2 separate regions of the Homo sapiens genome follow, and region 1 is linked to region 2. A link is an interaction called in ENCODE POLR2A ChIA-PET data of the cell type or tissue named here. Cell type or tissue: MCF 10A. All regions are shown on one strand.

The links. Peaks named below come from ENCODE experiments on the same cell type or tissue, not always from the same donor. Only the 100,000 strongest peaks of a DNase experiment are listed, where the experiment ranks them.
Region 1: POLR2A ChIA-PET joins it to region 2 with 6 read pairs; 2 of 35 experiments call an interaction of 5 or more read pairs at or near these places.

What each region holds. Positions count from the first base shown.
Region 1 is chr7:133,780,038-133,782,537 of GRCh38, forward strand. The region is part of intron 10 of EXOC4 (exocyst complex component 4); the gene reads left to right. Among named protein-coding and RNA genes, the nearest start is that of LRGUK, 350 kb to the right of the region's middle. In MCF 10A, no CTCF peak of the experiment used is centred here; no DNase peak of the experiment used is centred here.
Region 2 is chr7:133,704,528-133,707,027 of GRCh38, forward strand. The region is part of intron 10 of EXOC4 (exocyst complex component 4); the gene reads left to right. Among named protein-coding and RNA genes, the nearest start is that of MIR6133, 410 kb to the left of the region's middle. In MCF 10A, no CTCF peak of the experiment used is centred here; a DNase peak (open chromatin) is centred at 1,224.

The DNA.
Region 1 (2,500 bases), 76 kb after region 2:
TGGTGTGCTGGCGATAAAAGCAGTGTGTTCTGGGGAGTTGGAAGAGCAGGGGTTAGATGCTGGAGGGATTTTGCTTGACAAGTCATATTATCAAAAAACTAGTGGTCACTAATAGTTTTTTACAACTAGCTATGTTTTTATTTCTAGTCATGAAGCAGTGCCCTAAATGCTTTAGTAAGCATAGTTAATATGCTTCCCAAAAAAAAAACCTTCCTTTTCTTTGTATTTGAAATAATTTTCTTCCTGTAATTGCTTTTGAAGAATCTAAAAAAAAAAAAAGCCATACTTTTAGCGTTTTTTGAAAGTATTACCAAGTTAATATGAGGCTTTTTGTTTTGTTTTTGTAAATCCAGAAAATTAATGATATTAGCAGCTTCAGAGATGTGTTAGATTTGGGAGCTCAAAAACTGTGTTAAGAGCTTGTCATTAAACAGCCTGATTCTTGCACTATTTTTTTTAACTGCCTTTTTATATTGATAGAGACGGGATCTTGTTTGGACTTAATAACTTTCCCAAATTCACTAGGAGTCTACAGGAATTATTGTTTGTACAAATGATTCCTGGGAGAGATGTGTTTTTTTCATTCTAGAGCATTACAGTGTCATAAAGAATCCCACATTGGGCAGGAGTGGGCCAGTTCAGGTTGGCCTGTCATGCTTAATCACTGGCTAGGAGCAACCTGGGGGAAGGGCAGGAACTCCATGAGAATCCAAACAGGTGGCGCCTGTAGACCAACCAACAGCTGTGCTCCCCAAAGCGGATTCTCTTGAAGGGAGATCTAAAGGGGGCACTTCCATGGCTGCCACACCCCTGTTAGCATGTTGGTATTTTTCAAATGAAGAACTGTGAATTTTTATCTCCTGAAATGCTAAGTGAGTATTTGACCATCTAAGGATCCCTTTTGTGATATGTTGCGCTTCATGGTGACTCCACTATGACATCACAAAACTGGGTAGATAACCTTTTATTAGCCTTTGGAAGCAAGAGGCACTGGCCACTGAGTCAGCAACCCCAACAGGAGTAGAATATGCTGTCTGTGTTCCTGCCAACACTTTGGTTCTGAAAGAAAATGCTGACTCTTGGATATTATGTCTTTCTATATAATGGAGATAAAAAGTATCAAGAAGCAAAATTCCCTTCTAAGTGTTGAATTCAAAACCATTTGTGAAGAAGGCTTTTGGAAGCAGAAAACTTTTGAAGGCCATTCTGGGTTTTCTCGTCCATTTCTTCACACCCTAGGGTGGCCATGAAACTCAAGATCAGACCAGATCTCTTGGGGTTCCTGGAGTCACCATAAAAAATAAATTGGCTTTCTGTAGGCTATAAAATCTAAAGCTGGTTTGTCCACACTGAGGTGCCATTAAAAGAACAGTGGGCCTGGATTTTGTAGACCTGAGTTTGGAATCTGGCTCCGCCACTTACTAGTTGTGTTTCCTTGAAGATATCAGTTAGTCTCTGGGTTTGTTTCTTTGTTTGCAGAGTGCAAGAATTGGAATGGCAGTGAATGCACAGACCCTGTACAATCCTAAAACTTAGTAATTCTGTCAGTGTCAGGGCTAAGTAATTCTAGATGATTGCAGTCCTCGAAGCCCAGCTGCCCACGTACTTAAAGCTCGTGGGAGAGATTGATATGTCCCCAGAGAGTCTGCCTTGCACTGGGCCTTCTTCACCTCTTCGAGTCTCCCATGCGAGGCTCAGCAGTGACTCATCATGATCACTGGAGTGGTAGGGGGCTCAGACCCTCAACTCCCAATTGTGTTCTGGACTTACAACTCTTAATGCCTTTGGCCAAGTTGTCTAACTTATCTTTAGTTTCACCAGCTGTGAAACACAAATAATGTGTACTTCCAGACCTGCCGCATAATCAGTGATAACACAAAAAAGTTTTTATTGTGTCAGAACCAATCTCTTCTAATTTTAATTATTACTTTGTGGCTTCTAATTTTAATAATCATTTCTTTGTAATCCTAGCCTATGTGAATCGTTTTGTGAGATGAATACAACCAAGTGGGGTCAGTGTCAAAAGGCTGCCAAGTGTCACTGCTGCTTGGGTTGCAGTATTGTCTGCAACTAGTATCTTTGAAGCTTTTGTTAAGACCATATTGGCTTCCTTAGCTCAGAGGAAGTAAAAAATCCAGACATTGGTAGTTATTTATCAAAGTGCTACATTAGGAAATGTTGTATTTATCCATATCCATAGGTTTACTAAAATAAATGTAACCTCTGAGGGCATGCAGTCATTCAGGGATCCAAAGTAGCTAGATACTTGGGTCTCTAGGCTTACAAATAAGCAAGTATCCCTCCTTGGTTTTATAAAGTTCTTGGATTATTTCACATCACACAAATGTACCCATCCTTGGGGACTTGAGGGCATTAACATTAATCAAAGTGAGGCAAAATTCAATTAGAAATTATCGATGCTCCCTGCATGTTGATTTTACTAGGCAAGGAGTCTCTTTTGCAATAATCTGCTTGAACAGATGAAACTCAGATCAGGCAG
Region 2 (2,500 bases):
ACCACAGAGCAGAGAATAAGCACAAAAATACAGTGAGTAATGCACGTAGGTCTTAGCCCCATCCTGGGGAACCTGTCCTTGCTGCATCTGGCCTGTACATGTGGCATTGTATTACACTTTGTGAGTGTGCTTTTATGGGAGGGATCCGGGTGTGTGTGGAAAAGATACATTGCAGCTGAAGGGAAGAAAAAAATCTGTCCTGGGAGGGTAATTTGTTCCTTGGGAGTGCTGAATAAACTGTGTTGTACACCTGAAGTTGAACTGTGACTTGTCATGTGAGGTCATGTGTGGAATTTTCCACTTGTGGCATCAGGTGATGCTCAGAATGTTTCAGATTTTGGAGCATTTCAGATTTCAGACTTTTGGATTAGGGTTGCTCAACATGTTGAACAATTATAACAATATGCTGTTAATAATTTCACAGATTTGTTCTTACCTTAGATCTTAGTAACCTCAGCATATGATTTTATTTTCTTTCCGTAAGTTAAGAACTTTTACCTTTTCACTTAGCAGAAAAGCCGGGTAGATACTATACTTTTTAAAAATTAAGAGAGAGGCAGGCACGGTGGCTCATGCCTGTAGTCCAAGCACTTTGGGAGGCTGAGGCCAGTGGATCACTTGAGGTCAGGAGTTCTCAAGACCAGCCTGGCCAACATGGTGAAACTCCATCTCTTACTAAAAATACAAAAATTAGCCAGGTGTGGTGGTGTGTGCCTGTAATCCCAGCAATTCAGGAGTCTAAGGCAGGAGAATCACTTGAACCTGGGAGACAGAGGTTGCAGCGAGCTGAGATCATGCTGCTGCACTCCAGCCTCAGTGTCAGAGGAAGACTCCATCTCAAAAAATAAGAAGAAGAATAATTAAGAGAGATTATTTCTAAAATTATAAATGTACTGGAACTGCTAGTTAAATTCTGTCTGCTTCTAGTAGAAACTATAGTTACTAAACAAATAAAAATATAGTAGTTCCTCCTTATCCACAATTTTGCTATCTGTGACTTCAGTTACCCATAGTCAATTGTGGTCCAAAAATATTAAATATTAAGAAAGCATTTTATGGCTTATTTTTGGTATATCCAAATTGCCAGCATCACTACTTTTGGACTCTGGGGCCATTATTAAGTAAAATAAGGGTTACTTGAACAGAAGCACTGCAATACCCGTCTGAGAGTTGACTTCATAATCGAGATGGCTACGAAGTGACTAATGGACAGGTAGCGTAAAACGCACGGATACACTAGACAAAGGAATGATTCATATCCTGGATGAGACAGAGTGGGACAGCATGAGATGTCATCACACTACTCAGAATGGTGTGCAATTTAAAATGCATGAGTTGTTTATTTCTGAAATTTTTCGTTTTATATTTTTGGAACACAATTGACTGCAGATAACTGAAGCCACAGAAAGCAAAACTGTAGATAAGGAGGAATTACTGTATTTTAATTTGTTTATTAAACTTCGTTTCTACTAGAAGCAGACAGCATTTAACTAGCAGTTCCAGTGCAGTTATAACTTTAGAAATAATCTCTCTTAATTTTTAAAAAAAGTATAGTATCCACCTGCCTTTTCTGTCAGGTTGTGTATAAACTTCCCTCCCAGCGAGTTTGAATTAATGTCATTTTGATGACCACCATGTGTATGTGTAAGTGCAATTCTGTATCTGTGTGTGTGAAAAATTGTGTATGAATCCTTTTATTAGTTCCATTAGCCTCAATATAATTAAATTATTGTACTAAAAATATCCAGATAAGTAATTTCCAGCATACTACTATGATTTTACTTTATAAGAATTTACAAAATAGGCTTATCAATTACAAAAGGATACAGCAAAGGAGATGTGCACAAACATATTAGTATTTGTACTTATATTTACATTTATACACACATACATGGAAACTCACAAGTCATCATTAGACATGGCTTTTGGTTGACTAAGAGCCCTCTCTGATAGGAGAAATATAGTGCAAGCCACAAATGTAATTTTATTTCCAACAGAAATAATATGAGCCACATTTAAAAAGTGTAAAGAAATAGATGAAATACATTTTAATAATACATTTTATTGCACCCAGTACATCCAAAATACTATCTCTTCAATCTGTAATCAATATAAACATTTTTAACGAGATATTTTACATTCTTTTTTTCATATCAGGTCTTAGAAACCCAGTGTGTGTTTTATACTTAGAGCACACCTCCATTTGGACTAGCCACATTTGAAGTGCTTAATATCCCTGCATGGCTTATGAGTGGAGCAAGGGGAAAAGGTGGAGAGGGAAGAGTACCTGTCTCTCTTCTTCTTTGCTTAAGGGCACTAATCCCATCATGAGATCCCACCCTTATGACCCCATCTGAATCTAAGCACCTCCCAAAGGCCCCACATCCTAATACTGTCACACTGGGGATTAGGGCTTCAGCCTGTGAATTTGGGGAAACACAGACATTCAGACCATAGCATTTATAACCTCAAGCTTTCACTGTCTCTATCCCAGTAAACC